Linked DNA regions of Homo sapiens: region 2 is linked to region 1. Evidence: chromatin contacts called from ENCODE Hi-C or POLR2A ChIA-PET data. All regions are on one chromosome and are shown on one strand. Each heading gives the region's core, a stretch centred on a gene start or an enhancer-like site at or near the end of the contact. The rest is flanking DNA. Distances are from core to core; before and after follow the strand shown.

What was found. A loop is a pair of places that touch in the nucleus more often than their neighbours do. ChIA-PET counts read pairs that join two places held with the same protein, here RNA polymerase II (POLR2A). Pooled maps may share reads with other maps.
Region 2: a loop to region 1 is called in a map of Right ventricle myocardium superior, with 2.0 times the contacts of the local background. The contact joins two enhancer-like sites. A Hi-C loop is called at or near these places in 3 of 168 maps with a recorded cell type or tissue (Right ventricle myocardium superior, heart left ventricle and heart right ventricle) and 5 of 50 pooled maps. POLR2A ChIA-PET finds 5 or more read pairs at or near these places in 1 of 52 experiments (A673).

Annotation. Positions count from the first base shown.
Region 1 is chr11:44,359,583-44,363,946 of GRCh38, reverse strand. No RefSeq gene overlaps it. Among named protein-coding and RNA genes, the nearest start is that of ALX4, 52 kb to the right of the region's middle. Within about 2 kb of position 1,945, at least 2 of the 41 ENCODE cell types and tissues checked have a DNase peak (open chromatin) inside an H3K27ac peak, as active enhancers do.
Region 2 is chr11:44,496,342-44,500,705 of GRCh38, reverse strand. No RefSeq gene overlaps it. Among named protein-coding and RNA genes, the nearest start is that of CD82, 67 kb to the left of the region's middle. Within about 2 kb of position 1,970, at least 2 of the 41 ENCODE cell types and tissues checked have a DNase peak (open chromatin) inside an H3K27ac peak, as active enhancers do.

The DNA.
Region 1 (4,364 bases), core at 696-3,195:
CCTGGATAAGTAGTGGGAGTGAAAACAGACAAGGTCTTGGCTCTCTGGGAGTTTCTAATGGGGAAGAGTGATGTCAAACACTCACACAAGACACAATAGACATAAACAGGGTGGGAGCTGTGAGGACAAGACACAAACTATATCACAGTGGAGCTCACTCAATCGGCAAAGTGGGTGTAAAGAGCAGGAAAGATTTGTAGAATAGCTGATGCCTAAGCTTTTCACATTTACTTCCTTGTCAAGCACTCAGCATAGTGCCTAGCCTAGTAAAGCTCAACGAATGGTAGCAAATACAATGTTACTATGAATTCACTTCATCTAAACCATCACGCTGCAAGGAAGGTACCAAGATGATCCCCATTTTACAGATGAGGAAACTAAAGACCAGAGGTGCCAAGTCACTTGCCCAGGGTTCCAATGTGGCTGTGGGAAGAAGCTGGGATTTGAACCCAGGCAGGTCTGGCCAGCTCTTCACAACCCACACTGCCTCCTGTTTCCCCAAACCTAATTTGGGAAGATGGGGGTGGGAGTCTTCAGTCTCCCTTATGGAAAACTGAATCCATTTATCAACAAATCCCTCAATTCTTTAAACAAAGTAATGCATGAGAAAGCATCTGGCACAGGCCAAGCTCATGGTGCCCAACAAATTCCACTGTCAAAACTCTCAGGACCAGAGCGGCCTTAAAGAGAAAGTGACTCAATAAAGATTAATCTGGTCATCTCTTGAAACACTTTTTATTTTTCTAAGGGAGTTTCTATTAAACAGACGGATAAGAACACAGGTTAAAGTCAAAATATGTGTTCATAGTCGTTTTAATCATTACTGCTATTGTTTGCAAACCCATGTAAGTCTCTGTGTGATAAAGACCTGGGGACACAGACATGGAGAAGAGTCAGGTTCTCAAGGAAGTCACACCCTCAGCTAAGGAGACAAAACAGAAACGTCTGGATGGCTGGAAAGTTAAGTAATAATATCAAGCAAGAAGGGACAATTTGATCAAAAGACATCACTCCCTTAATTGTAAAGGGACTGGTTCAGACCAGTGAATTTAAGGCTGTAGCCATCATGGCGGGGCAGAGGGTAGAGAAAGGTTTCCCATGGAAGGAGGAACATTGCTAGGTCTTGAAACATGGGGAAAATCTGATTAGACAGGGATGGGGGCTGGGTTGGAGCAACCATCCTGTTGGTTTCCGTCGTTCTTGAAATAAATATCTTTGGCATGTAGAGCAGCCCGCATCGGCTCTCTGAAGAACAAGACAGCATTTTATTAAGGAAAAAAAAATCCAATTTGGGGTCAGTGGACAGAAGAGAAGAGAAGGGTAGGAAGAGAACACACTCTGTCATCCCTAGTGAAGGCTGAAACTGCTTGCCCACGCAGAAAATGACATGTCCGGACACTGGAGAAAGTGGCCCCACCAGCAGGAAGCATGAGTGGCCCCTTGCCTGACCATGGGAAGATTTTTCAATTTTCCTAATGTTCTCCAGGAGGCCTGGTCTTACAGAGAAGAAATGCCAAAACTGGCCAAGAAAATAGAAAGTAGGAGTTTTCTGCTTAGAACAGCTCGAAAAACCTAGAAGTGGAGGAGTGGTGCGGCTCCTCGTGGGACGTGTTGATCACGCTCTGTCTTGTAGGAATGGCTCAGAGTGTGGCGGTGATCGTGGCTGGAGCCCCCTGCCTTCTGTGGCCCACCCCATCCCCCAACCCCCAGGTCCAGGTCGCCAGGTCCCCCACTTCAAGGTCGTTAGCTCAAGCTCTTGTCTCAACCTCCCGCATCAGGTGAGAAGCTAGCCAGGTTGAAAGAGCCCTGCCTGGCAGGCTCCCCTGCCGCTCTGAGACCCACCGCTGACGTGGGACAGGGAGCTGAGAGCTGGCCATCTGCCCTGCCTGTCCCATCTCTGTAGCAATCAGCCCCAACAAGGCAGCGAGCCGGCCGACAGGGCGGCATTTAAGTCAAACTCTCGCATATCAGTTTTGATTTCAACTGGAATCGCCTCCCTCGGCTGGATTTCAAAAGGCAGCGTTACTAATGAGAAACACACAAGTTCTTGAAATGAAGTTAACGTCTTTTAAAAAAGAAGGGGCGGGGGTTGCTTTTCTTTGCTTTGGCTCTGTTGATATATATTAGAACCACATTGTCCAAGGGCAAAAAAAAAAAACAAAAAAAAAAACAGACGTTCTGCTTCTGAACAGAAGTACTACGGGAGTCCTTGTACTTTGGAAGATGCAGAGAGGCTGGTGTCCTGGCCTGTCGTATCTCTCGACTTGGAGAGAATTTTTGTTTGTGTTTTTGTTTTTTTAGGGTGCTGGGAATTTGCAACTTCAATTTAAAACAGGAAAAAGGAGAGGAGGATATAGAGTATCTAAAGTGGGCAAAAATGAACGCCAATGAACAGTTAGTATTTTTTTTTAAGAGCTTGTTTGTTTTGGAGAGAAGTGGGACATAGAGACCCAAGGACGGGCTTAGGTTTATAGTCTGCTCCATCCCCTTCCACTTCCCAGCTCTGTGTGCCTGAGCAAGTCGCTTCGCCCTACATGACTCTGTCGCCTCTGTTTTTCTGCTGAGAAAACCATGAAACACCTCCCCACTACGGGGCCGCTGGGAGGACTGGAGGTTCCCATGAAGATGTGCCAAGTGTGCGTGACACTCAGTCCCTGCTCAGAAAATGGCACTTGGATTGGGGCATCCTTGCCATCTGGGAGCTGTTAGATCCAGAGAGCTCTGCAGGGCCTGGTTCTTTCAGGACACTTCTTTCTGGTGTTCCCTGAAGCCCACTAGAGATGTGTTCGCTCCTATAAGAATGTTCTCATTTCAGAGCTGACAGGAGGAAAGGACAGGGGCACTTCATGCTCTGCTCCATCATAACCGGAGCTGGACAAGATTTGAGAGGGAGAGGGATCTCTTGCCTCTTGAGAAGCCTGAAGCAGGGAGGCTATCCCTGAATATTCCAGAGGTGGTTCCTCCCAGGGCCTCTGCCTGTGGCTACCCCCTGTCCATCCACTAACTGCCTCATCCTCAGGTTTCTTCCAGAAAGGACCATGGACCCCTGGAACACTCTCCAGGTCTTGCTTGGGCAGTACCTTTCCTCTCCAGGCTTTGGTTTACCCATCTGTGCCAAAAGGCGATTGGATAAGGTCACTCCCGAAGCTCCCTTTCAGAGCTGATGGTTCACCAGTCTGTGAAGGGCTGAGACTCCCTCCAGCCTGGGAAAGGCTTTCAAATGCCCAAGATGGGGATTTTCCGAGGCTGGACATCCCCATTCAAGGCCCTGCAGCCTTTAGCATCTTCAACAACTTTCCAAACCCCTAGAAACACTGATGTAGGCAGGAGATGGGTGACTTGGTCCCCATCCTGGTGGGGATGAAAGATGCATTTGCCTGCATAGCCAACCATCGCTTCACTCCTGAGGAAAACCAAGCTTCCCAAGGGATGATGTATGTTCCATGTATCCCAAAACACACGGCAGGGGCCCCATTCCCCTTTGGAGGGATGAAAGTCAATCATGATGGAATCCGGCTTGGAAGAGGAAACAGGGGTCCCAGCATGATCAGGGCCTGTTCTTGGATCCACATGTCTTTGATCTATTCCCTTAGCTTCCCTGCAGCCTTAGTTCTAAGAAATAAGACCTTTGCCTTTTGCAAAAGCTTCCTGAGGACAAATCACCATTGTGCTTCATCCCTGTCCTCTGCCTCTCCATGCTCCAGGCTAGGGCTCTCTCCCGAGGTATCTGGGCCTTTTGGGGTTTTCCTGGCATCTAGAAGGAAGTAGTGAGGGACATCAAAAATTACATAGGATTTCCTCCCCTAGGAGCAAAAATCTGGTTCCAACCCTGATTCTTTCTCAGCCAAGTAGCTTCAGGCCTTAACCTTTCTGAGCCTCAGTTTCCCCAGCTGTGAAGTGGGGATGCCTACCTGACAGGGCTGTGGTGGGGACAGGCTCTGTGCTTAGCTTTCTCTGATTAGAAGGGGCCCTTATTCCGACGCCTGTCAGATATTGTGCACTCTTTGCAAGTCTAGAAATTGTCTAGTGGCAAAGTCAGGAGGCAAGTGAGGAGTTGCCCCCAGAAACCCATCCGAGCCTTCCCACCTTGGCAGTTCCTCCATTTCAGAGGCTGGGCGCAGCATGTGCCATCTCTGAGTCAAGCTGGAATCCTGTGCCCAAATGCAGCCTGGAGGAAGCAGGAGGGAGGGGGCGAGATCTCTGCAAAGCACGGACAGGGCAGCCCAGCCCGTCAAGAGTTTCTGGCCCCAGGACATCACAGTTGCCCCATCCCAGGTGTCTCTTCAGAGTTGGGGGGTTTCTGGGGTTCAGCAGCCCCAAAGAGAGTGAAGTCAGCTGGGGCCGACAAAGTGCCTTCTCAGCAG
Region 2 (4,364 bases), core at 721-3,220, 140 kb before region 1:
AGCCGATAGGATTTGCTGATGGATTCAATGTGGGGAAGTAGTGATGATGGGGAGGGAAGACCTGTTCAGACTTCAGATTCTGGCCTGAAGAACCAGGGGGATGTTGGGTGGGGGACTCGGAAGAGGATTTGGGGGCAAGAAGTCAAGAGCAGGGTTTTGCAGCCAGATGGGGTGACACATATGGTGTTTGCCCCCGCTTACCTCGTGGGCCCACCTTGTCCTGGGCTGGAGGAAGCAGACCCTAATGAGAGGCAGCTGTGGCCAGGCGGCCGGCTCACATTTGCTCTGCTTTGAGCATCAAAGCCCCGCGAAGTGGTTGTCCAGCCCTGAAGGCCATGGCCATCCATCTTGGAGGCTGCACTGCCAAGAAACCAGGTTCCAGTGGCCAGTGCCTGTTCACTCCATGAGGAGCAACCCCCGCCGCCCCGCCTACTTCCCAGCACAATTTCACCGCTGCAACGTTGGAAGCTGCCCCTCCACCCAAAGCCCTCCCCGCACCCCATGCCTGGTTTAATCCTGCCTGAGGAGATCAGACACCTGAGAGAAGCAGATGAAAGCAGAAAGGGAGAGGTTCGTGGGGGCTTGGCTGATCACCCCCAAAGTGACCCCAAAAATGTCAAATTCTATTTCATAACACAAACGGGGAGCCATTTAGTAAGACGGTTCGAAGCCTAAGCTTGGTCATTATCCTACCTGGGTTAGAACTGATACCTGCCTCTTACAAACTCAAATGTAAAATAGAAGGGAAAATGATACCTGGCTTGTAAGATGATTGAGAGACCTAAATAAGATGGGACATATGTAAAAATTTTAGCACAGTGCTTGTCATATTGTAAGTTCTTGATAAGTTATTATTATTACTGTTGTTATTTTGGGGTAAGCATCTTATTTTAAATTGTATATTTAAAATGTTTACACTAACAGACCCACAAAGGCCCAAACCTTCTATATGGATCTTCTGCCTAATTTAGAAATGTAAGCAGTTGTCCGGGCGCGGTGGCTCACGCCTGTAATCCCAGCACTTTGGGAGGCCGAGGCGGGGCGATCAAGAGATCAGGAGATCGAGACCATCCTGGCTAACACGGTGAAACCCCGTCTGTACTGAAAAAAAATACAAAAAAAAATTAGCCGGGCGTGATGGCGGGCGCCTGTAGTCCCAGCTACTCCGGAGGCTGAGGCGGAAGAATGGCGTGAACACGGGAGGCGGAGCTTGCAGTGAGCCGAGATCGTGCCACTGCACTCCAGTCTGGACGACAGAGCGAGACTCCGTCTCAAAAGAAAAAAACAAAGAAGAAATGTAAGCAGTTATGGTATGGACGCAGCCTCAAAATTAGTAATAAAAATATTAATAACCAAGCCATGTGCTAGTATAGAAAAATCACCTACGGGAGTCCACAAGCATGTAATTCTAATCTCAGTTCTGCTGTTTACTAGCTGTGTGACCTTTGTAAAGTTACTTTACCTCTTTGAGGCTCTGAATCTGGCTCTAAAGGGCCAGATCCTTTACATACATCATCTTCAATACTCATGGGTATCACCCTGTCTCTGGCTCTCAGTAAATACACAGCAAATGGTAAGTATTATGGCAGATCAACGGTGTCAATGTCCCCCTCCTTGTTATCTACTCCTCTTTGTATTCTTGCCATCTGTTATGTAACGTTTTAGTGTCCTTCCTCTGCAACTCAGACATGTGGCCTGCTTTGACTAGTGGGATGTTAGCAGATGTGATACAAGCACGTGTTTTAAAAAGCTTCTGTACATTTCCCACTTCTCTCTGGAGCCTTTGTACCTGCCATGGGAATATGCCCGGGCTATCCTGTTGGAGGATGAGACTTGTGCAGCAAAGTTGAGTCAGCCAGTCATCTCAGACGAGGGCATCCTAGATCAGCCAAGAGTTGGCCGACTCCAGACATGGGCATAAGCCCAGCCAAGATCAGCAGAACTTTCCAGACCACCCACGGCTGACAGCAGATGCATGAGCCAGTCCAGCCAAGGTCAGTTGAGCCCAGCCCACACCAATGAAACTCCATAGACTCTTGAGCCAAATCTATGTTTATTGTTGTGTGCCTCTGAGTCTTTGTGGTTGTTACTCAGTATTATTGTGACAAGACATAATGGAGGCAGATATTAATATGCAACCTTCTGGGTGCTTGCTTAAGAAATATGGACTCTTCCAGATGGGCCCTAGGGGATCTGGGACCCAAAGACATTGACAGTTGTAGTGAGAGTTCACCCTTGTCTTAATAGCTATAAGATTATTTAACTGTGAACCCATAATTGTCAAAATCTAAAATGTAATAACTCAACTTTGTTGTTTTGTAAATAGCCAAGAATAAAAATGCCAGAAGCATTAGTGATGTTGGCCAGATGAAGGAATTGGGAAGGGAAAGGCAGGCAGATCACCTCTCTTTATATGTCTTCAAACTCAAAGCTTGCAGACTTCTTGGCCCCAGAATTATAAATTAGGCCCTTCTCCTGAGGACCTCCTCTGCTTATTACGCAAATCTGATTCTAGAGCCTCTGAATGTGATGGTTTTAGCCAAATCCTGGGTAATTTGTCATTGCTGAACATAAAATTTGCTTATGAGCCTGCAATCCTTGTAGCTCCCAGCAGCCTGCAATCCTTGTAGCTCCCAGCAGCCTACAATGGAGGGAATCTGTGCAAAGGTTGAGAGCGCAGCTTGGCATCAGGCACCCTGGACTTGAATCTCAGCTCCCCTGCTCTGCAGCTGTGCAACTTTAACCAAACTTGGAATCTCTCTGGGAGGTTTTTACAGTAGCTCCTCCTTGGTAAATAGAATAAACTTGGTACCTGTTTCTTAAGGTTCAGTGAGGTAAAGCAAAGAAGGCATCAGCACACAGGAAGTGCTTAATGATTTGTAGTTGTTATTAACGGTCCTTTGATCCTAGTTGCAACATTTAGCCTGTACACCTCACACTGTCCCAACAAGGGTCAGCCTTGAGACCTCAGGGTTATAATCGATGCAATGCCCCATTCTTCCATTTTTAGATTTCCCAAGCCTCTTCTCTGAGACTCAAGCCAGTTTTATTTCTTGGGCCAGACTCTCAAATTATCAGATAGCTAAGAATTATTGACAATCCTATCAGTTAAGGTAAAGTTAGTTGATGTTATGGATAGAGGAAATCCCAAGATCTTAGTGGCTAAACACAATAGAATTTTATTTCTCATTCACACGAAGTCTGAACGGCAGTGGAATACCAGGGAGATGTACTCAGGTCCTAGGCTGACGGAGGCTCTGCCGTCTTTACCCTCTAGCTTCAACAGTCCTCCTGGGCATCAGCATTCAGCTGGCAGCTAGGAGAAGAGAGAGGATGTGGAGGACCACAGCAGGTATCGAACAGGCCCAGCCTGGAAATGGCTTATTACTCTGCTCACATTCTACTGGACCCAGAACCAGTCACATGACCACACACAGAGGCAAGGGGGCCAGGAAACATAGTCCCTGGCTGGGCTGCTGTTTTCCAGCAACGACTCAGCTGGGGAGCATACACTTTTGGTGCACAGATGGCCACCTCTGCGTCAATGGCCAGCACTCCCTGAGCACCTACCATATGCCTGGCACCATGTGATGCCCTTTTCACCCATCATTCATGGATGCTCACGGTAACTCTATGAGGGAGACACCCTTCTCATCACCTGCATTTTCCAGCTGAGGAGTGAGACCCTGAGAGATGACCTCTAGCTGCAGGGCTGGCTCTCAGAAGCAGTGGTTTCCTCTGTGCTCTGCTAAGTGTTCTGGCAAGGTGGGTGGGGTCCATTTCTGAACTTGTCCTGGAAGGCTACCTATTGGTGCTGTCTGACCAACACCACCACTGTCTCGCCAGCCTCTGTATTGACCATGCTCCATCACCCCCTGTGCAGAGACCCTGGGCTGGTCTCCCTTCCCAGCATCACCACCCCTCAGCTCTTGCCAAGCCATTAGCCCTTCTACAGCTCTACATCAGGCATGCCTTTGCTCTGCCTTCTGTCATAGCCAAGATCAGGCTGACCAGCTCACTAGATTTCCAATGTTAATGTGTGAAAGAGCCACAGGGAGGGCTTTGTGCTCAGCTGCCATGATCGCTGTGGCTGCGGGGGGTTACCACCTGTGGCAGACAGAAAAGTGCCCCCTCCTCCAGAGATGGTCACATCTTAATCCCCTGGAACCTGAGAATATGTTGCCTTACATGGCAAAAGGAAATGTGAAGATGTGATTAAGTTAAGGATTTTGAGATAAGAGATTATCTGCGATTATCTGGATAGGCCCAGTGTAATCACAAGGATCCTTATGAGAGAAGCCAAGAAAGTCCAAGTCAGAGAGGAAATGTGACAATGGAAGAAATGGTTGGAGTGATGCACTTTG